2 separate regions of the Homo sapiens genome follow, and region 1 is linked to region 2. A link is a loop called in an ENCODE intact Hi-C map of the cell type or tissue named here. Cell type or tissue: endothelial cell of umbilical vein. All regions are shown on one strand. Links, peaks and the distances in the headings refer to the core of each region. The heading gives the core; the rest is flanking DNA. Region 1 overlaps SRBD1 (S1 RNA binding domain 1). Region 2 has its middle 10 kb from the start of LINC01121.

Region 1 (15,722 bases), core at 4,441-12,440, 120 kb before region 2:
TTTAGGCTGCATTGAGATGGTTAGACATACTTCTTTGAAAAGGTTTAAAGGAGTTTTGAAATACATCCAGCAAGTTCATTGTACTATTCCTTCTTCTGTAGGGTTGTTTTGTTTTTTTTTAAGTTAAAGAAAAATAAAATGACACCCAGTAAGAACTATGCCAAAAATGTGGGAGTAGAAGCCTCCTAGTAGTCCTCCACACAATGTGGATGTTTCAGCAGACAAATCCATCTCCATTTGGAGGCCCAGTATCCTTTTATGGGAATTTCTGGGCTGGTTTTTAGCAGGAGTACTAGGTGGAGCAGTGGTTCTCAAAAATACTGGATTTGGAGGTGGTATGGCTGCACCCTTTGCATTAGAGGGTTGGCAAAAAATGCTGTAACTGCAGGTATCCTGTACTGGATTTTTCACATCCATCTTCATTTTTCTGTCATAGTGTCGATTGTTCCATTATCCCAGTTGCATTGTAGACTCAGAGCAAAGATCAACACTCAAATTATATGGTCCAATTAAACTACCAAGTTGTTGAGCAAAAAGACAGATGCATCTGGGCTCTGGACTGAGCTTTCCACTTACTGCAGTGTTCTATCAGTGTGGCAAGTGAAGTTTTAAATAGGTCTCTTTAAAAAAACTTTGGAACTGACCTTTGCTCTAATGTAAGTCACAATTTTCAAAATGTCTGAGAACTTTCATCTTACTACTAAACACATACCCAAGGTGAGGAAGGCTTACAAACTATACTTTCGAGGGGGCAGATAGTATTTTGGGCATTTCCACGTGATGATATTTTATGTTACATCTCTTTTCTCCATTTTCTCAAAAGTATTTCCTTTCTTAATGCCTCATTCTTTACTCATAATAATTCTGTCTTTTGTTTTGTCAATGGTGTAATTAATTTCATGTGTATTAACACTATGGTGACTAGTTAATTTCCCTAACTGGGTTTATTAGAAGCAGTCCAGACACAGGGGCTGAAAATGCTTGGCTATGAAAGTGTTAAAGTTTGCATGGTACACAGAGGATTTTCTGATTTCTCAGTGTCCCCAACTGTCTTCAGGAATATGTTAAGTAGTTCCTGACTCTGATTTTCCTTGCAAGATTAAACTAAACAGCTGATCAGGAACCCTTAGGGAATCTGCAGCAGCTGGACCTCCCCAAGAAAAGAGAGAGAGAGAAAGAATTTCCAAGCATAAAAACAATGCCTATGGGGTCTCGGAGACCCGTCCTACCTCTGCCCCTGATCAGTGACTTAGTTCCACTTTGCTTTGACACAGCCTTAGCCTGGTGTAATATTACATTACAGTAGGTTTCTTGCTTTTGGAATTCACTGCTTTAGCATCAGGTAAAATTCCACAGAATCAATTCCAATTTTAGCGTACTCATTTTTATGTGTACAGTGAGATTTGGAGTTTAAAGAAGGTTTTTATTTTGTTTTATAAGAAAAAGCTTAATTTTTAAAACGTCTTGGTATCAGTATGGTTGGACTGGGGGAAGGGAAGAAAGGGGTGACCAGTTGTTAATACAAATGTAAAGGATAGCTTTAACAAGTCATCAGGATAAAGCCAACAGCTGTGGAGGAAAAGGAAATGGAATGGGTGGAGGGGAAAATGAGGCCTTAGTAAAAGGAGATCCAAGCATAGAATGTGTTCTTTGTTATTAGAGTCAACACTCAGTAATCCTAGGAAAGGGGGCCTTCAGGAGGAGCATGGATAAATGGAGTCCACAGATAATCCACAGCCCCGTTTAAACTGTTAGTTCTAACTCTAACTGTCTCCCTCATAAAAACCTTTGTTTTTAACTAGAACCATAATGATTCCTTGGCATGCTTTATGCCTACCTTTTGGACAATAATGAACAAAGAAATGTATGCTGGGGTGAGCAAGAAAAAAGGGCTATAAAGAACTTGGAAACAGAAATCTGTATCTTCATCATTGTTTCTCTAGCACCCAGCAGAGTGCCTGGCCAGGAGATAATAGAGTTAACAAATGTTTGATGAATTTAATTGAAAGAAGAGAAAGAATATTAGATACTACCTGGTCTGGGATTCTGAGCCATAGATAATCAAGAATCCATAAATGTTGATTGGATAAATATATATGAAATAGGTGGGAATTGATTTTCTGAGTTCCAAATTTGTGGGAAGAAGTGAGGAAGAAAGAACATTTGAATTTCATCCACATTTGGCCAAAAGTTGATGTACTTTCTACCATCTTTAAACAATTTAATAATCCAGGCACTGGGGGAAAAACCAAAAAAAAAGCTTCCAGTCTCTTGTTTCCAAAGGTCTTACTTTCTCAGTGTTTGTGGTTTAGCTTTGTATATTTGTTAAGCAAATATATATTCTCATCACCTCTTCACAAAGAGGAAAATAAGACTGTCTTCTCGATCCTTATGTATAATGCTAGTGTGTAGCATTGTAGAAGGAAGTAAATTTTCTTGAATTGTTTCTACTGCATGAATGCTGTCTCCAACTGATATGCATGTTCTCTGAAGGCAAGCGTTGGTCTGCAGCTCCTTTTATAATCCCCCCTTAATCTTTAATATTGGTCTGGGCACATAGTATGTAGTAAGTACTTATTCACAAAGTTATGTTGTATCTAGGAAGTACAATGCCTTATTTACACTTACTTTTTTTCTCTTACAGATTTTGATAAACCTGATTTCAAGAGAAGCATAGTATGCCTGGAAGATCTGCAGATTGGGACAGTTCTTACAGGCAAAGTTGAGAATGCCACTCTCTTTGGAATTTTTGTGGATATAGGAGTGGGGAAATCTGGGCTGATTCCCATACGAAATGTAACAGAAGCAAAACTTTCAAAAACAAAGAAGAGAAGAAGCCTTGGACTGGGCCCCGGAGAAAGAGTGGAAGTCCAAGTACTCAACATTGACATCCCCCGATCTAGGATTACTCTGGACCTCATTCGGGTGTTATGAGTATCCCACGAAGGCCAGACGCTGATTTTATTTTCTCATTTCCACAGATTGACAAGGATAAGTCAGTTGTTTGTAAACTCTAGGTAGCAGATGAGAAATAATTCACTTAATATCAGAAATATTTTCCAAACACTTTCCTTTATTTTTTCTTCTGAATAAATAGAAAACCAACAGTTTGATTTCCTTTTCCCTTAAAGGAAACAACTAATACACATTCTTATATGGCTTTATGTAGTAATAGTTTTCTGACTAAAATTTTGTTTTTTATTTTTTGTAATTTATCTTTAACTCCTTTTGCATTTTGTATAACAGATTGCTTAACTTCTACTTGCCAACATCTGCCTTGCTGGACTTGTATGGGATTGTCTTCTTGATTTGAATTGTACCGTCTTTGTTGACACAGTAGGGCTGGGCAGTGTTTAATCCTTCCATTTTATAGATTTTTTTTTAATCAGGCCTTTTGGACTTCATTCATAATTTTGCAATAATCTCTTTTCCCTTGTCATGCAAGCCAAAAATATACCAGTAAAACAGATTCTGACGTGTTTGTAGTTATCAAATGAATGGCTCGAAACACTTCTCAAAAGGATATACGTATTGACCCCAACAATAAATGTTTGTGGCTAGTGACTTGTTTTTTGCTATGTTGATTCAGTGAATGACCTAGAAGTCAGTCTTGATGAAAAAAGATATGGTTTATGCAACCTTTGGAGAAGAGGGAAGCCTTTGAAAATTTGAAGAATGGTTTTGTTTGATTTAGCATAGAAGAGTGTGTCCTTTCTTAAATCAGAATTAAACTTCAAATGGGGATAGAAATGGCCGTTTTAAAGATCAAATATAGATCAGGTGTGAAGGGACAAGAAAAACAAGTATATAAAGGAAGTGACTCTTATTCCATTTTTATTTAGTGGAGATGGTAAGGATTAGCATGACCATTCAGGATCAAAATAAAGCCCACAGTGGACTGGTATCCTGTTCATTCTGACTACTGCTGCTGCTGTTGATTTGCCTGATGAAGATATTTGTATGACTGAATGAGTGTCTGGTTTTCTCCATGCGTGATAAGTAGGGGATAGTTACTAAAGACGACCAGTCTTGTTCATTTGCCTAGGAAACACCCATTGTCCTGGCATAATTTTTAATATTGCCTCTTTTTATTCTCAGAGTGCCCCATTTTGGATGATAAATCATATGGTCAACTAGTAGTAGTCACTAAGTAGTGACTGTGACTATGTTTCGTGATAGTTCTACCTGGTGGTTTGCTGTTTTCAAAATACATATCCAACTGGTGTATGTAGATCTTTTTAATGCAGTAGGTTCCTTAAAAGTTGCATATATCAACTTTTTTGATATATACAACTATTTGCCTAGCAATTTCATTTCTGAAATGCTTTTCCTCTGTTTCTTAGTGGTCTTTAACTGATAGTGGATATATCTTAATGTTATAACTTTAAGTTGATCTTCCTACTCACTCCTCCCAATATTCTTCCAGGTTCATAATCTATAGATCAGTAATGAATGATGTGTACCTGAAGACTCTTACTCTGAAGCTCGAGATACAAGTTCACACGAATTCTGTGGGGGAAGAGGCCTTCTCCCTGGTCACTTCGGATATAGGAACAAGAAAAGTTGACAGTGTAAAGCTGCTCTGTTGACCTGGCAGCTAAGCTTTCATGGACACAATAAGGACTTGACATTGCACTAGATTGCATAGTTTGTCCCATCCAGCCCAAACATGGTGGAGGCTGGTATAAGGCCTAAGCTATAAAATGAGGAGCCACATCTCATTTATAACTGCAAAGTGTGCATGGTGATGCATTATATTCTATTCCTAGTCCCTATTCTACTAGTAATCCACAGTGTGCCTTTGAGCTGGTATCTTTACTTCTGCAGACCTCCTTTTCCCAAACTTAAAATGGCATATGAGAAAGCATTTATTCCCATATACATTTACTGGTGGCCTCCTTGTGTGCCAGGCATTGTGCTAGTCACTGACCAGAAATTGTGATAGGAAAAATAGGTAGGGGTAGGGAGCATGAAAAGAAGAGAAAAAGAAAAAAATAGTCATTATCCTTGTCCTTATGGAGCTTAGAGTCTATTGAGAAAGAAAGTATAATTAAATAATCATATAAAAATGTAAAATTACAATCAGATAAGTGATATAATGGAGACAGCATCTAATTAATGGGTTGACTTAGAAAAGTCAGAGTAATTCAGTGGGATTTGAGATGTGAAAGATGACCAAAACTAGGACAAATTTTACTGACCTTTAATAATAACTCTTCCCAGTAAATTGAATGAGCTGTATTGGAGTGGGCTTAAGAGAGTAGGAGGAGTTAGATTGCAGACAGTGAATTTAGACAGTTCTTTTAGGGAGTTTAGCTGTAAAGGAAGAAGAGAAATAGCATAGTGGTTGGAAGGGGGAAATGGAGTCAAAATTTAAGACAAAAGAAATGTATACAAATGGAAATGATCCAGTAAAATAGGAAAATATGATACAGGAGACAGAGGGGAGAATTACTGGAAAGATATCCTTGACTAAATGAGATCAGATGGAATCTAGTGCACAAGGGGTTGGTCTAACATAGGAATACAAAGAGTATATTCATATTAGTGGGAGAAAGGACTAAGTATATGAGCACAGATGTAGGTAGGCAAATGTAGGAGCTCATGGAAAGTCTCTGAATTTCTTCTAGTTTTCTCATTGAATTATGAAGGAATACCATCATATGAGACTGAACATTGAAGAGAAAGGGAATTGGAGGTTTGAAGAGAAAGTGTGAGGAACGGATGAGAATGAGAGTGAAAAGCCTAGGGAAACAGCGTGACTTCTAGGCAGTGTTAAATGTTTCACTTGAGGTTATTGATCTTTAATTGAATCTAGGATCAGTTAACTTATTTTTTTCTCCAGCCCATCAGCTGTGTGGATGCAGGCCCAGATTAGGTGGAGAGGTGATTTAATCAGGTTTGGGGGTTTGCCAAACAAATATGATAAAGAGGACAAAGAAGTTGAGGGCACGTGGACAAAGAAACTATTGACCATGGAATTTAAGCTTAAGAAGAAAAATGAGAGTATAAGGGGACAGTGAGGAGCAGTGGGAAAGTATGGGATTAAAGGATTGTAGACCCTGATGAAGTTGGAGGGATGTTGGAGTGGGAATAATAAAGGAAATACTGGGTTTAGGTAAGAATACTTGTCAAAAGTGGAGTGCATAACCTTGAGATTACAGAGGAGTTGCAGTTTTTGGTACTGACAGCATAGGGAATGATAGTGGGATAAGTAGCAGAAGTAAAGGATAAGGTAAGATCAATTAAAGAAAAGAAATTCTGGTCTGTCAAGAACAGAATTTGAGCAGGTGTGCTGGCTCATGCCTATAATCCCAGGACTTTGGGAGGCCAAGGTAGGAGGATCTCTTGAGCCCAGGGGTTCACGACCAGCCTAGGCAATATAGGGAGACCCCATCTGTATAAAAATTAGATTATCCAGGCATGGTGCCACACACCTGTGTCCCAGCTATGCAGGAGGTTGAGGCTGCAGTGAGCTGTGATTGTGCCACTGCACTCCAGCCTGGGTGACAGGGCGAGACCCTCTCTCAAAGAAAAGAGCTGAGAACTCAGAAAGGATTATCTATGTGAAGAATGATTTTAGGAGGCTGTCTCAGTAATGCAGGCTAAAATAACGGTGGCTTGGATCAGAGTGTTAGTGGTAAAAATGATGAGAAGTGGTGGGATTCTGGATGTAGTTAGGTGGAGGTAGAGCCAAACAGGATTTCCTGGCATAAGATGTGAGACAGACAGTCTAGGATGGCTCCAAGGTTTTTGGCCTAAGCAATCAGGAGTATAGAATTATCTACTGAAATGAGAAGACTAGTGGGGGAACAGTTTTGGTAAAGGAATTCATTTTAGACAGGTTAAATTTGAGATACTCATTAGACATCCAAGTGCTGATGTCAAGTTAGGCAGTTGGCTGTGTGAGTTTGAAGTTCAGGGGAGTGGGCTGGACTGGAAATGTGAATTTGATAGTTACTAGCATAACTGCTTAGAGCCGTAAGACTGAATGAGACCACCAATGGGATAAGTGGAGATAAAGCAGAGAAGGGGTCCAAGGGCTGAGTTGTTGAAATCCAAGACCATCAGCTATAAAATTTTTGAACTTCATAAGAGCAAGAATTTTTTCTCATGGCACGGCCTGCTAGATGCTTGTTCAGATTTCTCCCCTTCTTTCTAAGAAGATCCTGCCTGGAGAGGAGCAACGACGTGGCTAATGGATGTGAACATGACCAATTACGTGTAGGCAAAAGTCATAGGATGGAATTCTAGGAAAGTTAGAAAGTGTGGGGAGCACAGGCAGCTCAGCTATCATGCTTTTCTTAACCTTTGTCCTTGCCCTCCTTCCTGCTTGGAATGCAGATAGAATGCTGAAGGTGCTGGAGATTACATCAGAAAGACTGAAAATTTCCAAATTTATCTTGACATTATGGAGTAACCAAAATAGCCCCAAACTGCCTGCATTGGACTTCATATTTTGTTAGAAAAAAACAAAACTCCTCATTCATTTAAGCTGAGGGGAGCGGGGTGGGGGCTTACAGCAAAGTGTATTCCTTAATATACATTTATGTTGTTCCCTACTTTATCCCCTATATCTAGAAAAATGCCCAGCATGTGACAATTACTCAATAAATATTGATTGGGTGAATAAATGAACATCTAAGAATTCCACAAAATGGTTCAATGTAAAATAAACATCTAAAAAATCATGTTAAAACAATATGATGGAGTAAAGATCCCTATTCATTACAACACACTATAAAATATTTAGACTTGGTCGGGCATGGTGGCTTACACCTGAAATCTCAGCACTTTGGGAGGCCAAGGCGGGTAGATCACGAGGTCAAGAGCTCAAGACCATCCTGGCCAACATGGTGAAACCCCTTCTTTACTAAAAATACAAAAATTAGCTGGGTGTGGTGGTGTATACCTGTAGCCCCAGCTACTTGGGAGGCTAGGCAGGAGAATCGCTTGAACCCAGGAGGCAGAGGTTGCAGTGAGCTGAGATCGTGCCACTGCACTCCAGTCTGGCGACAGAGCGAGACTTCTTCTCAAAAAAAAAAAAAAACATTAAACTCTAACAAGCAATATAAAAGATGAATATGAAGAAAAATTATAAAGCATTACTAATGAATATTTAAAAAGCAGAAAATATTAAGGTATACCATTTTCCTAAATTGTAAGGCTATAATTAGTACTCTAGAAAAACCAGTCCTCCAAAAATGATCTTTTTTGCCACAATTTTAATCATCATTCCAATAGGCTTTGCCAATGTTTATTTAAACTTAAAAATAAAACTTATTTGGAAAAGTATGTGAGAAAAATCAAGTCAATACTTCAAAAGAATAATTCAGGTCAGGTGTGGTGGCTGATACCTGTAATTCCAGCATTTTGGGAGGCTGAGAGACAGGCAGATTGCTTGAGCTCAGGAGTTCGAGACCAGCCTGGGCAACAGCAAGACCCTGTCTCTATTAAAAAAAAAAGAATAATTGAGTTGTATGTATGGTTTGGGAGACTTTGCCCTGCTATTAAAGTATACTCTAAAGCTGCCATCATTTAAATAGTATGTTACTAACACAGGAAAAGAAGAGTGGAATAAAACAATTCATAGACCAGCTTATCGAAGTGAGGGGAAAAAAAAATTCAGAATCAATGGGAATATAATGTAAAGAAATGGCACTTCAGATTGGGGCAAAATTATATTGCCACACTACAAACAAAAATACATTCCCGATGGATTATACATAAATTGTTTTTAATTACGAGCAAACTAGAAGGGCTTTGAGAAGTGATTGAGTAGCCACAGTTGTGGAATGTGAGGAAAGATAGGGGAAACACAGACCTATAGACCTAAGAGTTTCATTCAGAAGACATTTCCTGAATACCCGTGAGACCCTGTGCCAGGTTCTAGGGATAAAAAAGAGCACATCTTGTGAGGATGTTTTCAGCCTGAAGGAGTTGGAATTTAAGCTACAGTAAGGGGTGTTTTAAGTTCAATATCATGAGAATTTTGGAATTCAGCTGGCTGCTGTCTACTTGAGAATATGGTGGCATCCCATCTTATCTGAAACCACAGGACCTTTTGGAAAGCTTAGCTTTGGATTAATGGAGTGCTTATGTTGGGGTGTCTGTATATCTAACCCCAACCTCAGAGTTAGCACTTGTGTTAAAATTGGAGATGGCGAGAAGGGACAGGATGGAAAAACCAAAAATATATTTATTCCATCTTTTCATTTTGGTTTCCTGCCTCAAATCAGTCATAATGAGTTGGATTTAAATAACAGATCTTGGAGAACTCCTGAATGACTGGGCTCATTGCCAAAGCAGTGTGTTCCACAGGAAGAAAGATTAGGTTTCTTCTCACTCATTTTATATGGTGAGGATGATTCTGTGCATGAAGGTTGCATTTCTTATTTAGGGAGAGAGTGGGATAAGCAGACTCTGGTCCTTTCAGCACTAAACATTACCTTTTCAGAAATTAATTTAAAAACCACCCCCAGAAAGATTTGTTGTTCTCTTGCCTCATATCAAGAATCTAAGGATTATATAGCCACACCTTAAATATTTTAAAGAAGAAACTCTCATCCTGAAGAAAGGAAGTAAATTATTACTCTAAATGCTTCAGGGAAACTTCTGAGATAGAGAGTTTATCCTAACTGTATGGCCCATCTAATATGGCGGCCTGAAATGTTATGTAGCCCAATCGTACCAGAAAAATCTAAAGTTAAAGATACAATGGTGAAGGGAGACATGGGGTAACAGAGGGAGGAAGGGGGAGAGACCAACTTAATAGCTTCACGTTGGTGGGGTACGAAGTTTTAAGAGTTGAGTTTTATCCATGCAATTAGATCAAATATAACTCTCTAGATTTATTGCAGTATTTTGCAAAAGCAATCAAGTAAGACGAATGAAAGTGTGCTACTGAAAGCTTTTCACTTCTTGCAAAACTTTCCACCTTCTTATAGCCAGGCCCACAATAACTAGGGGAATTTCCCCCAAGGGAGCACGCTTTTGGATGTCTCTCTCCAGTCCTAACGATTGGTTCTTTGATCATTTGACATTTGCCCACCTGCTTCCCAGGTTTAAGTCTCTTAGCAATGAAAAGAGAAGGCAACACCAGTGAAAGTCAAAACTAAGATATACTCACATTCTTTGTTTCACAGGGTTAAGGTGATTTTATGAAGCTAAAACTCAAGATGCCCAGTTTAGTCAAATCTGATGTAATTTGCTACTTTAGTTACCAAAATAATTGAATTTCCAACGAAGCACACTGTCATTTGACCTGTATTATCACCCACAAGAAACAGCAAGTTATTTTGGACTATTTGTTATAACTGTATTTTTATGATTTTTCCTGATTGAAAAAGTAATATGTGTAGTCTAAAAGGCAGGAATAATGAAATACGAAAGTTGGAAAATAAAAATCTCCTCTGCTAAGTAGCCACCTTCTAGAGTTTTCGTACATCCCTGTCCCTTTTTCTATGCATATGTTCCTTCGTAAAGATTTTTAACAAACTGGCATCATATGTACACTGTTCTCTTTCTCTTTGTAATTGGGCATGTATGTGTTCCCATGTCAGTACCTACATATCTACCTTAATATGTTTCATTGTGTGTGTGTAAACAATTGCAAACAGTGCTGCGGTGAGCACCATCGTACATTGTCCTGGTGGTACCGCTCTGTCAAAGAATATGCACATTTAAAGGTCAGTGGCTATTGTGAACCCCCTACCACCACCACCAACACAGTAAGGTTAAATATTTTTTCATGACTTTTTGTTTCAATTGTATGAGCACATATATGTGTATTGGTACTGGGTTAAAATGTAAAATATAGTCTTTATTGTGGATTGAGGTTTTAAAAAATGAAAGTCAAAACTGGGAGACACTTTTCTCTATGGTAAGAACTCTTGCTGTTCCCCTGCTCAGCATGGTACCTCACACTACAGAGCCTTTGTAGATGTCATTCCTTTTGCCTGAAACGGCCTCCCCTCTCTCTCACTTCCACCCGTTTATCAGGTCCCAGTATTGGATCTTACCTCAGAGGGCATTTTCTCCCAGACTAAATCAAGTTCACTATTACAGGCTCTCCTTATACTACATGACTTTCCTTCATTTCCTGCACATATACATTTCTGTACATGGTAACAGCATGTAATTAACGTCTTCCTCTGAGGACTCTCTGAGGACAGCAACCTTTAATATCTGCCACTATTTGTGATAATCAGGAAACTCACCACCCCCTTTTTATTAATTCCTTCTCTGATTTTGCCCCTATCTTCATCAGACCTGCGTCTTCCATCTTTTCCTTTGATTCCTCTAGATATAGTGTTTGGCCTTGAGCTCTGTCTTAGCTCTTAGCTCATTTTTTTGAGAAAACAGAGCATGAAAAAGGCATATGTACTCATACTTTATTGGGGGTTATAATCCCAGAGCAGGAAGAAGAAGGGAAAAAAGGAAGTGAGCCAGGAAGCAGAGAAAGCAAATACAAAGTGCTGTGTTACTTAGCTAGTCATAGACTCATAAGAAAACATTGCCAGTTTCTTAGTCACCAGGTTGTCATGGAAGAAGCTCTGTGGTATGATGGTGGCACAGAACAGTGGAAGGGTGGAAGGAAGGTAGGGAAGAGAATTCATTGGCTGTCTCCCTCCTGACTCCTGTTTCTTTCTTACTAGTTAATGTTCACCTTACCAGGCATTGATTCCTCCATACTTCAAGGTTTTATTACTTGGCTTCTGTGGACAGCTGCTAAGGAAGTAGAACCAGTTGAGTCAGACCCTTGTGCTTGAGCTACTTTGGATCCCACAGCAGCAGGTGAGAAGGAGACCACACTGAAGTCTGGTCCTTACCACCCCCAGCTAAGGTGAGACAGCATGCACCGTGACTGTAGTAGCAAACAGGCTTCCCATGGAGCCACTGGCTGAGGACAGGGGTGGGAGGGATACAGGCAAGACCGAGTAAATAGTGGATTATGGGGCTTTGAGCGAGCTTCATAAACCAGTCCAGTACAGCTTCCAGAGCATTAGAATTGAGTCTTTCAAACTAACTTAGCTTACCTGAACTGCCCCCCACTCTTCCACCCCAATTGTTTTTTGCTCCTGTTCTCTACTTGTGGAACTCAACTCTAACCCGTGCAACCCAACCAGCTCCAAGGCAATCCAGTCCCAGAACCTTATCCCTGGCCTCACAATTTGTTGCAGCACCAGGTGACCAAGGCGCCAAAACTTCTCTTATTTCTTCATTGTTTACAAGGTTCCCTTGGATCATTTCCCTCCCACCTAGATCTCCAAGAGCACTGAGCAGCGGCTGCATATCCATTAAAGAAAGAAAATTAGAAATTCTGGGCAGTGGGGAGATCTCTCTGGCTCATGGAGAGTTTGGCTCTTGTGTGATTGATACTGGAAGCTGTTGGAGTTGAAAATGAATGAGTCAGGGGCCAAGAAAACTAAAACTGACAATTGGCCCTTAACCCATCACATCTTTCAAACAAGAAAACATACCCTCCATGCCCCTGTCCTCCTAAGATAAAAACATCAAAAACCCTAGGAGAGTATATGCAAAACTAGACTGTGTATGTCTAATTTGACAAAGGGTTATTTAAAAATAAATTGCTCAGGGCAAAGCACAGATCAAGAGAGTTCCTTTGGGCTTTGGCCAACTCTTCGCTAATACAGTTTGCTGGCCTGAGTGAATAGGGCCAGAACCAAAGAAAATAGTCTGCAATCAAAAATTTTGTGTCTAGAAACTTTCCCTTGCACAATCTTGCTCTTTTGCTAACAGTTTTATTGAGATATAATTCACATATCATACAATTCACATATTTAAAGGGTACCAATCAATGGTTTTGAATATATTCAAAGAGTTCTGCAACCATTACAATACATATTATCATTTTCATCACCCCATCAAGAGAACCTGTACCCCCATTAGCAGACAACTACTTTGTCTCTATGGATTGGCCTATTCTGGACATTTCATATAAATGCAGTCATACAGTACGTGGTCTTTTGCAACTGGCTTCTCTCACTTAGTGTAATGTTTTCAAGGTTCATTCCTGTTGTAGCATGTAGTAATAGTCTATTTCTTTTTATTGCTGAATAATATTCTCCTATATGAATATACAACATGTTACTTATCCATTCATGAGTTGATAGACATTGGGTTCTTTCCATGTTTTGGCTATTATGAATTATTCTGCCATGAACATTCAAACACAAGTTTTTGTGTAAACATATGTTTTCATTTCTCTTGGGTGTACATCTAGTAGTGAAATTACTGAGTCTTTAAATGGTAACTTTATGTTTAATCTTTTGAGTTCTTCAAAAGATTGCTTGCCAAAGTGGCTGTACCACTTTACATTCTCACCAGCAATGTATGAGGGTTACAATTTTTCTATATCCTCATCAACACTTGTTGTTGTTTGTATTTTTTATTGTAGCCATCCTTAGTGGGTGTGAAGTGGTTTCACACTGTGGTTTTAATTTGTATTTCCCTCATGAATAACAACATTGAGCATTTTTTCATATGCTTATTGGTCATTTGCATATCTTTGAAGAAATGTCTATTCAGACTCTGACCATATTTTTTTTTTTTTTTTTGAGATGGAGTCTTGCTCTGTCACCCAGGCTGGAGTGCAGTGGTGCGATCTCGGCTCACTGAAACACTTTGCCTCCTGGGTTCAAGTGATTCTTCTGCCTCAGCCTCACGAGTAGCTGGGACTATAGGCACAGGCCACCACACCTGGCCAATTTTTGTATTTTTAATAGAGATGGGGTTTCACCATATTGGCCAGGCAGGTCTCGAACTCCTAACCTCGTGATCCACCCGCCTTGGCCTCCCAAAGTGCTGGGATTACAGGAGTGAGCCACTGCGCCCAGCCTGACCATATTTTATATTAGGTTATTTTTACTACATTGTGGGAGTTCTTTATATATTCTAAATACAAGTTTCTTATCAGATAAATAAAAACTTTATCCCATTCTGTGAGTTTTCTTTTCACTTTCTTAATAGTGCCTTTTGAAGCACAAAATGTTTAATTGGTATGAGGGTCAATTTATTTTTTTCTTTTGGGCTTGAGCTTTTGGTATCATTTAATAAACATGCCTAATCCAAGGTCAGGATAATTATGCCTCTGTTTTCTTGTGTTTAATAGTTTTAGCTCTTAAATTTAGGTATCTGATCCACTTTGAATTAATTTGCATGTGGAATGAGGTAGAGGTCCACACTGATTCTTTTGCCTATGCATATCCAGTTGTCCCTACATTCTTTGTTGAAAAGACAATTCTTTCCCCAATTATTAGGTTGCTGCAAAAGTAATTGTGTTTTTTGCCATTTAATGGCATTTATAAAAACTTTACTTAAAAAAAGTAATTAAAACGCAATTACTTTTGCACCAAACTAATAATTGTCATGGTACCTTTGTCAATAATCGGTTGACCATAGATGTATGTGTTCTAGAGATCAATTCCAATCAATTTATTATGTCTGTGTTTATGCCAGTACCATACTGTCATGAGTACTGGAGCTTTGTAGTATATTTTGAAATTGAGAAGTGTGAATCCTCCAATCCTCCAATTTTGTTTTCCCTTTTTTTTTTTTTTTTTTTGAGATGGAGTCTTGCTCTGTCGCCCAGGCTGGAGTGCAGTGGCACGATCTCAGCTCACTGCAACCTCCACTTTCCAGATTCAAGTGATTCTCCTGCTTCAGCCTCCCGAGTAGCTGGGATTACAGGTGCACACCACCAGGCCCAGCTAATTTTTGTATTTTTAGTAGAGGTGGGGTTTCACCATCTTTTGCAGGCTGGTCTTGAACTCCTGACCTCGTGATCCACTCCTCGACCTCTCAAAGTGCTGGGATTACAGATGTAAGCCACCACAGCTGGTTTTTCATTCTCAAGGTTGTTTTGGCTATTCTGGGTTCCTTGCATTTTCGTATGGATTTTAGGACCAACTTGTCAATTTCTGCAGAGAAGTCAGCTGAGATCTTAATAGGGATTGTGTTGAATATGTGGGTCAATTTGGGGGGATATAGCCTCTTAATAGAACAGTCAGCCCTCCATATTCATGGGTTTTGCATCTGTGGATTCAACCAACTGCAGATAAAAAATATTTGGAAAAAACTGGATAGCTGCATCTGTAACTGAATGTATACAGAGTTTTTTTTTTTCATTTTTCCCTAAACCGTACAGTGTAACAATTATTTACATAGCATTTACATTGTATTAGGTATTGTAAGTAATCTAGCGATGACTTAAAGCACAGTGTATGAGGCAATGTGTATAGGTTGTATGCAAATACTATACCATTTTATATAAGGGACATGAGCATTTGTGGATTTTGGTGTTCAAGGGGGATTCTGGAAACAATCCCCTATGAATATTGAGGCACACCTATATTGTCTTCCAATCCATGAACATGGGCTGTCTTTCCATTTATCTAGGCAGTCCTTAATTTCTCTCAACAATGTTTTGTTGTTTGCAGCATATAAGTTTTACACTTCTTTTGTTACATCTGTTCCTAAGTATTTTAATTTTTAATGCAGTTATAAGTGAGATTGATTTCTTACATTTCTTTTCTGAATGTTCACTGCAACTGTATAGAAAGACAATTTATTTTTTATATTGATCTTGTATCCTGCGACCTTGCTGAACTCATTTTATTAGTTCTAATAGTTTTTTAGCAGATTTTTCTGGATTTTCTGTATTATAAGATCATACCATTTGTGAATGGAGTTTTATCTCT
Region 2 (15,722 bases), core at 4,979-12,978:
GGACAATATTTTAAGAAGGAGAAAAGAAAGAAAACACTGAGGAAACACACAAAACAACCACAAAACCCTTAAACCACAACAGGGAAAAAAACCATGTCTTTCTTTTAAACATCATCTTAGTATAAGGTAAACTGATCTGTCAGATAGGCTTGTCATATCCACATATTTTATAATCCAATATGTTCAGGCAAGAATTTTGGCACGACCTGCCAACAGCAATTCTGAACTTTTCCTGACATTTTAAAGAGCACATAATATGTTGGGGGGAGGTGGGTTTTGGGGAGTCCTTAACCCTTTCATTCAGCATCTGGGAGTCCTTTGGAAATATGCATCGCCTAAGAGCAGCACCCAGGGGAGGACCTGTCACAGGCACAGATGATGACAAGGCTTGAGCTCTGACAGTGGCTATTGCCACAGCCCCCACCTGTGGCCTCTCCCCAACCTGTGCATCAGGATGACCTTGAAACCAAACCCTCTGTTACAAATGAGCTCACTTGGAACACCATCCCATTCAGTTCAGCTCATGGAATCACAGAGTTGCATGGGACTGTTTGATGATTTAATTCAGGTGTGCTCAGTCTTGGCTGTGCATTGGAATCACCTGCAGTACTTAAAAAAAGGACAAAAACTGATGTCCAGTCCTACCCAACACTTGTCAAAAAGAATCCCTGGAATAGGCCCTGGCTAGTGAGACTGCTTCTAAGTTTCCAGGTGATTCTAATGTGATGCTAGGGTTGAGGACCACAGTACAACCTTTAATTTTACAGATGAGGAAACCGAAGCCCCAAGATGGAGGTGAGTATCAGTGTCTATACCAGGAATCGTATCCAGGCACGAGTCAACTTGGTTGCTTCATGGTCATTGAACACCTGCAGAGTGCCCAGTCCTGCCTGGGACACAATGGGGATTACAAGAAGAACCTGAAGCTTGCTCCCTGCCCTCAGGCGTGCACAGCCTCGGTGGGGTGGCAGAACTGATGGATGAAGCAGTCAAAAGAACACCACAGGGCACTGTCTAGTCAGGGGCTGAGTTTCATAACATCAAGTGCCAAATCCAGACTACAGTGTCCTGGAAGAGATGCCAACAACATGGGAAGTATTACTGGAGTCAGGAAGTCAAAGGCAGAGCTCAGGATGGGGAGATGTGGCCAGCAAAGGAAAGGAGCAGGCACTTCAAGGAAAAAGCTCGAGTGACAACGGGAGGTTGGAATGAGGGATGCCTGGGTCACATGCTTTGGTGGCCTTTGAAGGAGAAAGCTTAGGCACTGGGGGAAGTGTGTTAGATACGAGGAGGGATTTGGGACAGAGAGGCTGATGCTGCCGACAGAGAAAATTCTCAGCAGATAGGCGTAAGAGTGACTGCCTGCTCTGCATGGGAGGACATCACTGAAGGTTAAAATGAAAAGGCAGAAGGGACCCAACATGAAGATGCCTTTGGTGAGAATGCTGTTCTTATGGGTTGGTGCCCACGTCATACCAATTGTTAAATATTTTAAAGATCTTCCCAGCATCACATCCTTGGCCAAGTGGTGCCATGTACTTTGGGGGCATTATCTTGAGTTGTGCATTTTGGGGAATCCTGTGCTTCTGCAGGGAGGAGGTGGCTAAAGCTCGGTGACTTCTGGTAGAAGTGGCTGGAGAAAGGCTTCAAGTCAATGATTTTTTTTAAAGGGCCCATGTTCTCAGCCTGTGGCTCCGTTCCCCTCCTGCCACCAGCAACAGCAGCTGAGGGACCGTGGGATCTGTGGGGTCTCTCCTCCTGTGCACATGTCTCTTTACTGAGGCCAAGTGATCTTGTGTCACACCCCCTCCCCTTTGCTCTCTTCCCCTGGATTCCCTGCATGGTTGTCTGCTCCCTGCCTTGATTCTGTGGCTCAAACCTGCCTTGATTGTGCTTTGTATAAAAATAGTCCCAGAGGGCTGGGTCTTGGGGCCAGCATCCTAGACCAAGAAGTAGCTTTTGGAAGGGGAAACAGATATGCTTGTCATATCCACATATTTTATAATCCAATATGTTCAGGCAAGAATTTTGGCACAACCTCACTAGCCAGGGTCTATTCCAGGTATCAAATGCCCTGTATCAGATGCCCCTGTCCTTTGGAGCCACTTTGCCAAGAGCCCCTAAGGAGCCGACAGGGAGACAGGCATTCCTCTTGGGTCCACTACTTAGTTGTGCTGCCTTTTTTCAAATCACGTTTGTCTCCTGATTGTCATCTTCTCTATTCACTTTCCAGGTGGTTGTGGCTATTGAGAAGCCACTCCCATCCTACCACAGCACTCTGGAAGCTTTGGAAAGCCCCTGGGATCCATGTTCTCTGAGCCCACTCCAAGGGTTTTTCTCCAGGAATCCTTCCTGGATTCAATTTTGCTCAACTTGACACTAATCAGAAACCCAGCTCAAAATTCTTATCTACCAAAAACTGGAGGAGAATGAACTAAGGATGACCTGACCATCTCTGATTTGTCTTTATAAGAAAGGAGTTCTGTTTATCTGATCACATTCCATGTGCCTTTGCCCAGGGAGTACATGGCTCGAGAGTTTTGAAGTCATTTGATCCAGCCCCTTTCATTTTACAGTCAGTGTAGATGGACGGCTAAGAAAGAAGGGTCTGGCGCCATATTTACTGGGTTTAAATCTTGGTGCCACTGCTTTGTAGCTGCGTGACCTTGGGCTTGTCACTTATACTCTTTGCACAGTGATAATAAACATCCTTGTTTCATTGGACAGAAGCCATGTTTAAAGAATGTGATGCATATAAAGTGCTTAGGATGGACCTGGTGAATAAATATCTTTTTATTATTGCTATAAATGAAGAACTTGAAACACCGACCCTATTCTGTAGATTTGCTGGAAACTGGATACTGGGAACTATTTTGTAACTTGTCATGTTAGTAAAGTGATTCTTAAACTTTTCACCAGAGTATTTCTAATATCAGAGAAGAGCAGAAACATAAACCCAAGGAATCTAGGGGCTTAGTTCCACATCATGACAGACACCTTGGGCATTTGTGTTATCTTAAAAAATGCATGACCTTTTTGCATTCTATTTTTCAATAGATCTGTGTTTGTTCTAATATCAAAATAGTGGTTTCTCTTCAAGCCCTTTATCTTTATAAAATCAACTCTCCTGGACGTAAACGATGGCTGCGCACTCCATGATGTGCATGTCTGTGAGCAACTCTGGTTTGAGGGATGTGAAGTTAGTGTATGGAGTATCTTAAATAGCCAGGCTGAGGACTGTTTCCATGAAGGACAGGACTTCAGATCTCTTACAGGAAGCAGAAGGGGAAGGTTACACACAAGCAGCACCTCCTTCTGGGAGCGAGACACGGCCAGCAATGCAAGATGATGATAACTTCATCCCTGAATGTTGGCAGCTTTTTGTTTTTGGCAGACTTAGAGGCCCCTCTCTATGACTCTCTGGGCTCCAGACTGGGGGCTCTGGTCCCACTATGCCTTAGGGAGGCCACAGATCTGAAAGATGTAGCGTGACTTGGTGCCTCGAGGCTGGCTGTGTGGTGAAACGGAGTCCAGACAGACTGTCAGCGTGGAAACCATGCGGTGACAGCTTCCTTCACCCTCCAGACCTGTCAGCTCTCAGGAGTACTGACAGGCCTCTAATAATAAGGTAAACAAAGGCTTTAGAGCATGGAGGAGGAATGCTGGAATTTTTCCTTTAATGTCTTTCTATTCATAACATGTCACAGAGCTAACGCCTAGCCCCGTAGAAGTAGCAGCTCCTGGCTTTTAAGATCTCCCAAGGAAGGTGAGGAGAGAGTCCTGGAGCTCCAGGGGCTGAGCTCAGAGTCACAGCCAGTCTCTGGCCATGGGCCAGGCATCTGGCCACTTCCTTGGGAAGTCCAATTGCTCATAAGTTTCCATCTTTTAGGGTGAAATCCAGACTCTCTAGCCTGGTGGTCAAGGCTGGGTCATGGCCACCATCCAGCTTTATCTCTGGATAACACTCTGGTGCTGCTCTATACCTGCTCCCCTTTCCCACCCAGGAAGTTCCACCCCAGTTCTCTCTGTTGATGTAGGCAGCTTCCAGGAAAAGCCACCTCTATTTTCTTCTCAGAGGTCTTGCCAGTGTGCGTGCTCCCATCAGCTCCAGAAAAGCTGGCAACTTTTCTGCATCAAATCTTGGGTGTTTCTGCCCCTACCTTGGGTATTTCTGCCTCCTGGGTCTCTTTCTTATCCACCTTCCTACAATCCCCCTAGTAAGGCAGACCCCCTTTGCAGGGTGAGGATGGCAGTAATGCAGCATTTCTGTGCCATTACTTACAAAGACAAATGGCCTGTGAGCCTTTTAGGATGTAATTTAAAAGCCATTTGTCTAGCAGTAATAACTGGAAATGGAGTTCCACTGTAGGCCGGCATGACTTCCTTTAGGAGCGAGGGATCTGCTAATGGTGTATGGCTGCCCCGAGGACTAGCTGGCAGTGGCTGTGTCAGACTTACCCACTTTTTCCACTGGAAGGACCTGAAATGGGGAAAATGGCATTTTGAGGGGACTGTGAGCTCACATAGGGCTTTGGAGAAAGGCAGATACTTTTCTCTGGAGCCCAGCGTGGAAAGTTCCCAGTTGTTTGTCTTATACATCGAGAGGACCAGAAATAGAACTAGGTTCAGAGGGGTGGGGATTATGACCATCAATCTCGCGAATTCGAATCCTTGACGTCTGGAAATGTTGGGCTTTATCTTTGTCCTCTCTTTTTTAAGAGATTGCAGGCAAATTTGAATTATATGGCTTTGATGCACCTCAGAAGTAAAATTTCTCAGAACACTGATGCTTTTTCCTTTAGACAACAAAGCTTTTATTTTATTCATTCAGGATAGACAGTTTGAAAAAAATAAATTACTTGTGCCTCTTTAAGAGAATTGTTGCAGAGACAAATGTTCACTGATTACACATTCTTTTGAATGTCTTTCTCTGCTCTTCTTTTGTTCATTACGTGCTATTTTACAGTTACATTGTTTTATCTATCTTGGTGTTTCATATATATTTACTCCTTATTTGGCTGGGAAAAAAATTGATGGAAACATCCCAAATGGTAAAATAAATGATAGCATGTTTCCGCCAAGGGCTACTTTGTGGCCTTTGAAAATGAGGTAGGAGACTGTTGATACAGAAATTGGAACTGTGGAAAGAAGTTTGTGCGGTATCACTAAGTGATATAAGCAGGCTGCTAAATAGTGTGTACATCAGGATGGCCCCTATGCCTGGGAAATCTTGGTGAGCTCTGACTCCAGACCATTCAAATCTATGAATGAAGATGCCAAAGTACTTAGCCTTAGGTAAAAATTCTGTGCACTCAGTTAAAGGATTCCACACAAAAGAAGTAACATTCACTGATTACCTACCACGTGCCAGGCACTATTTTAGGAGCTTTCCTACATGATCTCCGTTAATCCTGATAATCATGCTCTAAGGTTATCTTTGTTCAAGATGAGGAAGCTAAAGCTAAGAGAAGTTGCATCACTTGCTCAGGTACACACAGCTGACAGAGAGTGGAGCTAGGATTTGAATCTAACATAACCAGCTGCAAAGCCCATGTTCTTTCTCTTACCCAGTGATCTACTGCCTCAATAATGCCGCATGATGCATGAAAAGCAAACACAAAACCTGAAGGGCATGCAACAATCAAGGTTTACTGCTCACGCCTCTGGGGTCAGTGGGGAGTTGGCTAGGCACTTTGGCTTGGCTGGACTCACTCAACGCGTCTGGTGGTTGGCTGGCCATGGCTGATCTGGGCTGGCCTTGTCTGGGGTGATGGGCGTGGCTCGGATCTGCTCCACATGTCTCTCATCCTTCAGCAGGCTAACTGGGCATGTTCTCACAGCAATAGCACAGGCGGAGGACAGCAGGAGGAATCACAGAGGCCCCTTGAGAACCTGACTGGGAACTGGTGCACTGTCATTTCTATTGGTCAAACCAAGTCACATGACCAAACTCAGTGTCAAAGGTGTGGGAAAAGGAACTGCAAAAGTATACAGTAAAGGGCGTGGACATGGGGAAGAGAGAAGGATTAGGGTCAGTAAAGCCATCAGCCACATCCAACAAGCTGCCTTCTTCAAGCAGGTGTTCTGAGAGCTTCATCTGGACATTCGCCTAAACTTTTTAAGATCTTGGTAAAGTGGCCAGGCGCGGTAGCTCATGCCTGTAATCCCAGCACTTTGGGAGGCCGAGGCAGGTGGATCACTTGAGGCCAGGAGTTCCAGACCAGCCTGGCCAACATGGAGAAAACCTGTCTCAACTAAAAATACAAAAAATAGCCGGGCATGACCGCACACAACTTTGAGCCACGAGAATCGCTTGAACCTGGGAGGCGGAGGTTGCAGTGAACTGAGATTGCACCACTGCACTCCAGCCTGGGTGACAGAGTGAGACTCTGTCTCAAAAAAAAAAAAAATTTTGGTAAAGTTATGTGTGGGTGGGAACAACAAAGTTAGGGGAAGAGGGAGGATGGGCGGGAGCAGATATGGATTTAACCAAAATAACTTCATTCTACAGTATTTTATTGACTGTGCTAAAAGGAGAAAATGGATAAATTTGTTAGATGCTGAAAAAATCAAAGTGAAGGTTAATTGACTGCAATACCTCTCAGTATCTTCAATATTACAATAAGCATTATGAATATATGGGAGGTAGACTGCATGTTTCCCAAACTAATTTAACCGTGAGAACAGCCTACCTATTAACCTCTCTTAGAAAAAGTGTTCTGGGAAACCCCAGTTTGGGAAGCACTAGACCAGATGATTTTTAAGGTGCTCTTTTGTGACATAGGACACACCCTGGGACGATTCAGGGAAGGAGAGGGTTTTTATTGTTGTTGTGTTATTGTTGTTTTCCACCCCATGCTAAATGGACCCAAATTCATGACCCAGAAAGAAAACAGATAGCAGAACTGCTTCCGTAGCACTTTCTTGGCCGGCTGGCAATGTATTACTGCTGCCAGTCCTTCTCGCTGCCTGGCTCTGGCTTTTAGATGTGGCATCTGTGCAGGAAGCTAAAGGGCTTCCAAAGAGTACAGTGTACAAGCTTTGTGAACGTTACAGTTGTCTGCAGTGGCTCACGCCTGTAATCCCAACACTTTGGGAGGCCGAAGCCGGTGGATCACTTGAGGTCAGGAGTTAGAGACTGGCCCGGCCTACATGGTGAAACCCCGTCTCCACTAAAAACACAAAAATCAGCAGGAAGTGATGGTGGGCACCTGTAATCCCAGCTACTTTGGAGGCGGAGGCAGGAGAATCTCTTGAACCTGGGAGATGGAGGTTGCAGTGAGCTAAGATCACACCACTGCACTGCAGCCTGGGTGACAGAGTGAGATTCCATCTCAAAAAAAAAAAAAGAAAGTTACAGTTGTCCCTTAGTATCCGTGGGTGATTGCTTCCAAGACCCCCTTCAGATACCAAAATCCACAGATGCTGAAGTTCCTGATATAATATGGGGTAATATTTGCATGTAACCTGCACGCATCTTCCTGTATACTTTAAATCATCTCTAGGTTACTTACAATACCTAATACAATGTGAATGCCATGTGACTAGTTGTTATACTGTGGTGTTTAGAGAATAATTGTAAGAGAAAAAGCCTGTCCGTGTTTAGTACAGACACAAGCATCCTTTTTGTGTTTCAAACATTTTCCATCCAAGGTTGGTTGAATCCATGGTTGTGGAATCCCAGATACAGAGGGCCGATTGTATTCATCCCCAGCTGTTCTTGTCGCTGCCCAATGGGTATTAACATAGTTCTGTGTGCTTGAGATTGCTGCAAGCCTTTCCTTCAGGCAACTGCCATCATATGAATAAGATTGCAGGAGGAAAGGTAGCTCAATTAAAAGAACAATTGTCACACACTTGAGGAACACATGCTTGAATGTATCCACTATGCCAATGATAAGCAATGATCTTTTTCTATTTGGGAAGTGGAACCACAAGATTTCCACTTGTCAATCTTTGTTAACCTCATTCAAAGCCCTATGTGTATATGAAAATATCAAAGCAATATGAAAAAGAAAGACATCTGTAACTCAGACTTTTCACAGAAGTGGTGTGACTTATGGAAGAGGGGCCTTGTTGGTTGTGCAGATTCACTGTCTCTTGGCCGAATGACGACCGAGCATTGCTGTCCCATGCTCTGTCTCATGAACCTTCTGACTCACCCTGCACGCTCATCTGTGACCTGTCAACCACAAAGTGATGGAGGCAGATCTCAGTGGATTTAGAGGTTTATTTTGCCAAGGTTAGGGACACGCCTGAGAAAAAGAAACACAAGTCACAGTAGTTGGTGTCTGTGTCCTGTGCTTTTTCCAAAGAGGGTTTTGTGAACCTCAATATATAAAGGGGACAGAGCAAGTGGAAGGGGAAGAAAAAAGACAACAAAAAAGGAGAGTGAGTAGGCAATGAGGCAAGTGGTTACATTCCTGTGAGGTGCTGATCAGCTCAGTGAATCTACATTTTACACCTGAAAAGAAGGGAGTGGGGGAAAGTCGATTATGCATTCCTCGCTGGCTCAGTGAATCTACGCTTTACATGCGATAAAGTAGCATGTGAGATTACAGCTATCTGTTTGGGAACACAAGGAAGGCAGTTTTTGCATGACCCAGTTCCCAAGTTTAACTCTTCCCTTTGGCATAGTGAGTTTAGGGTCCCGAGATTTTATTTTCCTTTTCACAGACCCCTGTCTGGCCAGGACTGAGAGGTGATGATATTACCTTGGCTCCCTTCCACCTGGGAAGTGGGGGACTGGACCCTTGGACCTTGTTCTGCCCAACCCCCTTCCTTTGGAACTGCATCCCTTGATCTCTGACATGGGCCCTGCTATCCAGATATACCAGCCACACAACCCGCCTGGAGTCCAGCAGACAGTGGAGTGGGGGCCTGCAACAAATAACATCAGACAACTGGCTCTTACCTTCCTCTGGAAGCTCAACAACTTATGGCCATAGCTGTTTTAGCAGGGCTGGAAGTGACCCCATGGTACCATTCTTTCTGTAATCTTCGTGTCTTCTACGGGTACAGCCCTGGGTTTCACAACCCCTGCATGTGTGGTAGTGTGTGAACTGGTGCTCTTTGGAACTTTGGGTTCATTTACATAATGCATTTCTCAGGTGCATATGAGTTATGCATGAGCGTGTATTGTTAATGATTTGAAATTTAATTTGAACATGACAATTTTTTCTTACCCCTCAGTTTTCCCTTTCTCTCCCACTCTAGCTCATGCAACACTTCAAAAGAAATTTGGGTCGCTTTTCTGGATGCTGTGGGCTCCTGACTTTTTACTTAAAACGGGAGGGGAGCACTCAGAAGCCCAGGTACAGGGGAGCACCTTGTCCGAGGTAACTTAATGAGCCGGTGGAGGATCCATGGGTAAGCCCAGGATTCCCTGCCCCAGAAGCCCTCCCTCTCCCCTTCCTCATTCATGTCTCTGCTAGGAAAGCTAATTGATAAGGGGTGCAGGGCATCCCGAACTTGCTCTATGCTCAGGCTTTCCACCAGAAAAAGGCTCTATATGGATGAATGTCCTGTGATTACTTCCCTTTGCCGATTAGAATTCTCAAAAGTGGAGAGAGATTCTTTCTTGCTCACTAGAAGGTATGAGGTGAAGAGCTACCAAGGACAGACCTCTAATTAATTCTCATCAGGGTGTCCCCTGAGGGAATTCAGTTCTCTCCTTCCTCTGCTCCATCCTGTTCCCCACGTGTCATGACCTCAGCAAAAGACAAGTTCAGTTCCCACAGGTGCACGGGCCCACTCTCCTAAATGAAAGGGAAGAGAAAAGTGTTGAGGACTGATCTCCCCTCTCCTGCTCCCGAAAACAGGAAGCAGGCTGGGTAGATTGACTTGATACAGAGCTATCAGACTGCTGCTTGCTCACACGGGGACCTTTATCACTGCCAGTCATCAGCGCTCTGGTGAGCTCATGAATAATGCATTTCCCAGTGATTTCCTTCTTTATTTGCTAGCCTGAGGCAATATTGATTGAAAAACCGTCTACATAGCTGAGCTGTGTTGTGGCAACATTTATTGAAAATGATTTGGAGACAGAACACACATATGTTTATCTCTACATAGGTATGTTGTTGTCTGTTGTCTTTGGATAATGACATTTGTTTAAGGGGCCGCTGCAGTTATTCAGCAATGTTTTCAAATCGAAGGTGGATTCAGGTTGGAGCCCTGAAACAGCTGTATGGTGTGGTGGATCAGGAAGATGAGGCAGAGTGGGAGGTGGACTGGGAGGAGAAGATGGACGGGGAGGAGGTTGAGGTGGATTGGGAGGAGAAGGTGGATTGAGAGGAGGTGAATTGGGAGGAGGTAGACTAGGAGGAGGAAAAGGTGGACTCGGAAGAGGTGAGGGTGGACTGGGAGGAGGAGAAGGTGAGCTGGGAGGAGGCAGAGGTGAACTGAGAGGAGGTGGAGGTGGACAGGGAGGAGGAGATGGTGGATTGGGAGGGGGTAAACTGGGAGGAGGTGGACTAGGAAAAGATGGCCTGGGAGGAGGTGGAGGTGAATTGGAAGCTGGTGGGTGACAGGAACAAATACAGCAGAGCCAGTGAGGACTCAGGAAGGGTCCCAGGATTAGAACCGCAACATTAGTGGTCATTGTACTGAAAGCAGCTCCACTCAATGTGGAAGGAGATGTGCAAGTCATGAAATGGAGACAGCGTATGCGGAGCCTTCTTTTTTCACAATTTGAGATTTAAGAAAAGGTGAGAAAACGAACCCTACTGCTAACTAAGAAGACTTTTTGGGAGAACTGTAGCCTTCTTGAGCAGTTTCCATAATATGCCATATGTGAAAATACCTTCCCAACAGCAGGGAGCCATATGGATGGAAGAGTTTTAGGTCCTGATTATTAATAACAGCAGGATGCTGCAGTCAGTGGATAGGACAGACCTAAGCCTTGCTGGCCAGCTGCAGGGGGCTCTTCACCTCTCTGAACCTCCAGCGCTTCTTGGGCTCTCTCTAGAACTTCAGTAATGGTGGCTTCTCCACCTCCATCATTGACAGGCCCCAGAAAATGAAGACTTGAGCTTTGAATGACTGGGAGAGAAGAGTGTGAGGGAACACAGCTGAAGGAGCCTCCCTCTCACCACCCACTTCCTGTGACACCCTTCCAATACCAATCTGGCACTTGCTGAGCACTTGCTGAACTGTCTCTGGAGCTTTCAGAGGGAAAGCCCAGGGTGGTAAGGGGAGGGCTATACAGAGCCAGTGCATGCTTCGGAAGGAGAATCAAGTTCCCTGAAGAGGGTTCTCTCCTTGGAATCCCTGAAAGCTTTTGTGACAATATAATTAAGTGGGAGGCCACGACAGCCTGTCAAATTCTAAGTGTGCTTCTGGCTCACCCGAGGTGGTGGGTGGGGGAGTAGGGATGGGAGCATCAGGCCTGCTATCAGCACAGAAATTCCAGGTATGCGCTTCTCTGTCAGTTCCTGAGAATCATAAATGAAGTAAGCAAAGGCTCCGAGCCGGGAGCCTTCAGCAGATGAGGATGCCAGCTACCCACCAGCACAGGCCAGCCCCTGCAGCTTCAGCTGAACAGAGCAGCTGGCCTTGGCCTCTGCTCCATCCAAGCTCAGTCTCCTCGTCGCTAATAGTGGTTAACACTTACGTTGTTTCACTGTCTCAGCCCTTTGCAGGAGCGTTGCCCGCAGGTCACCATCACATTTGCCCCTTGAATATGGTGCAGCCAGGAGGGGCTTTTGCAGCCAGAGGAGGGAGATGAAGTAGGCAATGCTTGCCTCTGTCTCTCCCCTCTGTTTTGGGTGCTCCTTCCCACCCAGACAGGCGTCTGTCAACACTGCCCCATCCCCACCCCAATCCCTTTCAATGTTTTTGGGATGCTCACGGGCCTTTGCCTGTGCTGTTCTCTGCCAGGAGTGCCTTCCCTCTCTTTGTTCACCCTTCAGGAGTCAGCTTGAGGAGCCAGGAGTTATCCTTCAGAAGTTCATCCATCACCCTGCCAGGGCAGGACAGCTTTCCTGACCCCCATCATGGGCTTTCAGGGTATCTTCTTCGTCCTGTCACAGTCATAGTTTCCTGTTCTTTGGATGATTGTGTGACTGTCTTCCGAAGTAGGCTGTAGGCTCATAGAGGCAAAAGACATGTCTGCTTTTTTTTTTTCTTAAAGATACAGTCTCACTCTGTCGCCCAGGCTAGAGTGCAGTTGTGTGATCCTGGCTTACTGTAACGTCAAACTCCTGGGCTCAAGCAATCCTCTTGCCTTGACCACCCAAGTAGTTGGGACTACAGGTGCATACCACAGCACTGGGCCCTTGTGTCTGCTTTTGTTTACCCTTGTTTTCCTAGCGCATTTAGCAAAGCGCTGGTGCAAAGTAGATGCTCAATTTTTGTTTAATGAATGAAGGAATGTCAGGGCTCCTTCTGGTCCTCTTTCAAAAGGGATTTGATGAACTTATTCACTCTGAGAAGTTAGGGAGCCAAATGTATTTTCCCACTTGGCACATTTGCTCAAGGAAGAGAAATCTAAGAGAAACCTAAGTAAGAGAATGGCTAACACAAAGAAATACGTCTCCAATGGTGTCATTCCGGGTATCAGGTGCAGACAATATTTGGGGTCAGGCAGCATTGCTAGTGCTTTAAACCTCCATTTGCACAACCACCGACTTGGCCAACATATATAGGTTGCCCTTGGTTCCTACTGCTAATGACACTGGGGACTCTACCTTTTTGGTACCCAGGTGGTCTTGGAGACCTCAGTGTTCTGTGTTTTGGACTTCAGTTTACCGCATTTGCTGAGTAGCAAATGGAACTGAGAGTTTGCACCTTCCTCCCCCGACCTTGTTGGGTGGGAAGCTTGAAGCTGGAACTCCTCTGCGTGCTTGTTTCTTTGCTTTTGCTTACCTGAAAGGAAGAGGCTGGAAGGGAAGGCTTATTTCCTCTGCAGGGTATGGATGGCTGCAGCCTGCACCAGCAGACTTGCGTTTATTTGAAATTGCTCTGCGGTGGAAGGCGCTCTAATCTATCATGCCTCTGCAAATGTCAATTGGAGAAATGTGAGTTCCGTATTTATAAAGCCAGAAAAATGGGAGCTTGTCCCCCCACCTCCCAGGTGTGCATTTATGCACTGATGAATGACCCCAAAGTGAGTTTGTTATAGAAAAAGTCCGTGCCAAAGGCAGAAAGCTTGCATCTGGAAACACAGTCTGACAATTAGGCCTCTGAGCCCAGCGGCCAGCCCTCAGGCTCCACTGCTTCCTGGCTTTGACTATCACGTCCTTAATTCTGGGGTGAACTCAAGAGTTTTGGAATTTGGATTCTCATTGTTTCCACAGTACTGTCCCCAGAGGCTGCTTTTTTGTTTGTTTGTTTTTGGTGCTGGGGGTGGAGTTTTAAAAATCTTGGAAGCCTATAAAAATTAGTACAGAAGAACAAAATTCTTACCCCGGTCTTGACAGGGAGCCCTGGCCCTGCCCACCTTCCCTTTGGGGAACATACATTCCTGTATCAAGACATGACCCCGATCCCGATTCCTGTCCCAGACCGCTTCTCCTCTCCAAACTAGCTTCTCCTTTCCTGCCCTCTAAACAATGGCACCCTTTATTTTAAAAAGGAGGGTGAAATATCGACACTTCCAAAGTGCCATTTACAAAAGGGAACAGGAGTGAAAAATTAGGACAAGCTAAGCCAAAAATGATGTGCCCCTCTTGGGCTCCTGCAGGTCTCTCTTTTCAAAGGGTATCCCCAGGTGAGGTCTGAGCTGAGTCATGTCTGACAAATCGGTGCCTTGTGTTTTATGCACTGCAGAAAACATAGCTGCTGTGAAAGGGTTAAAAACGAGCACTCTTGGTCGAGAGCCCTAAGCGACAGACAGGCACGTTCAGTTTCAGTCAGTTTCAGTCGGAAAGAAAGACAAGTGTTTGGTTAGTAACTGGATCTGGCTGGAGCTGGGTTTTGGCCTCCGGTCCCTCTGCAGGTTGAGGAGCTGGGGATGGTCCAGTTCTTGTGGTTATTTGGAGGTGGAATCAAGGCAGGAAGCCCTGGAAGCCAGGGCCTGGGGAGGTGCTGCCCGCCCCTCCTTTACACAGAAGGACACCGAGGTCTGGTGAAGGCCGGGGAGTTGATCTGGGCCATCCTGGTTAGTGGCATAGTAAAGACAAGCATGAGGAAGCCTCACTTCCAGTCCTTGTGGGTTGTATTAGAACATGGACTCAGGTAGCCACAGACTCAGTGCTGTTTCAGCCACTTCTTGGCTGGCTTACCCCCTGCAAATCCATTCTGAATGTACCTCTCCATTCAGAATCTTCATGCGTGAAAATGGGTTCAAAAATACCTCTTAGGCTGGGTTTTTTTTTTTTTTAATTAAACGAGACAGTTCATCTAAAGACTGGAGGCTTAGGCATTCAGCAACATGTTCATTCTCTGGCTAGCAGGAGTTCTCCCAGGCTTGGGAGCATTCCTGCAGATGGAACAGCAGCTTCTGGAGCAGTAAGGATGTAATTAACCTCTGAAAGCCAAATCCAGCATCCCCGTTGAAGTCCTATACACTCTCCATACAGTCCCTTAGTGGAAGAACTCCATATTAAAGGGAAAGGTAAATGTAATGGGGGGAATAAAAGGGCCTTTTCTGCGCAAAGGGGAACTCGCCCCAGAGAAACTCCCAGTGAACAATGCCCAAAGCAGGCCTGTGAAGTTAGTGAGGCCTGGAGATTAGAAGGAGGAAGGAAATAATGCTTTTCTTGTCTTGGCCTGCAGTGGCAAAAGAGAGCAACAGCTGGTGGGCATATGCAGCCTGTTAGGGGCATGCTCCCATCACACAGAAGGAAGTCCTGCCCAGCACTGGCAGGGCCCGGGCAACCACTGGGGAGTGGGTGGTCCGGGGGTCTCGGGAATCAGAGCCACCGCTGCCAAGGCTCTGGACCCTGCATTCACTCCCGGCGACTTGAGCAGGGCTTCCCTCCCCAGCTCTAGCCCCTAAGGCTTTTCCCCTTCCCAGGAGGTGTCGGATCCAGTGATGCTATCGACAGAAACTCTGAGGAAGCTGGGGGTTTATTTTGTATCGACTTCAAAACGCATATGAATATCTCCCCTCTAGCTAGGTCCGGATGGGAGACTTTGGCTCACTCTGCAGGCCAGAATCTGTTTCCCCAGCCAGGCTGGACAGTGAGCGGCCTTCTTCCCCTTCCACATCTTCCTTGGTTTTCCTTTACCAGCCTAAAGGATCAAACTCCTGAGACATGGGCCAGGGCCGCTTGCTCGGCCCCTCTTGTGCCCTCAGCCTTTGAGCCGCTGGACCATGTGACAAGATGCCCAGCATTAGCGTCTGCTAATTAATCCAAAAGCTGGCTCCCCGTTGGCCCATAGAGTTTTACAAACCTGAATTAAACGAAGTGTTTATGTGACAGATATGTGGGAGGATTTCAGATATAATCACCATCAATCTGGCTGCAGCCAAAATAAATTCTGTGAAAAGTAAAACAAACTATTGCACAGACAAAGTAGGCCTTAGGGGTCTCCAGCAATAATCTGTGTTTTCTTATTTAGCTGTGTCTAATATTTCTGCTCTTTTCAAAGTGGATAGGATCTGGGCACACAGGGCACTCTTGCTGCAGCTGACAGAGGTGGACACACGCTCCCTCCCGCTGAGCGGAGGCAGAGGGGAAGGGATGTTGCATATTTACATTTAAATTCTTAGTTCAAATAAACCAGCTCTGGCTAGGCAAGGGGGAGGGGAGGGAGCTCAGCTGTCAGGTCCAGGC

The links. A loop is a pair of places that touch in the nucleus more often than their neighbours do. Peaks named below come from ENCODE experiments on the same cell type or tissue, not always from the same donor. Only the 100,000 strongest peaks of a DNase experiment are listed, where the experiment ranks them.
Region 1: it touches region 2 in a loop (2.2-fold over the local background); 2 of 110 quality-filtered maps call a loop at or near these places.

The regions. Positions count from the first base shown.
Region 1 is chr2:45,376,522-45,392,243 of GRCh38, reverse strand. SRBD1 (S1 RNA binding domain 1) reads left to right here. Exons shown (of 21, transcript NM_018079.5): 21 at 2,645-3,564. The coding sequence ends at 2,934. Among named protein-coding and RNA genes, the nearest start is that of LINC01121, 130 kb to the right of the region's middle. In endothelial cell of umbilical vein, for the core only: no CTCF peak of the experiment used is centred there; DNase peaks (open chromatin) are centred at 9,293 and 11,503; H3K27ac peaks cover 1,225 bases.
Region 2 is chr2:45,257,470-45,273,191 of GRCh38, reverse strand. No RefSeq gene overlaps it. Among named protein-coding and RNA genes, the nearest start is that of LINC01121, 10 kb to the right of the region's middle. RefSeq lists an enhancer at 15,467-15,722. In endothelial cell of umbilical vein, for the core only: no CTCF peak of the experiment used is centred there; a DNase peak (open chromatin) is centred at 9,851; H3K27ac peaks cover 2,700 bases.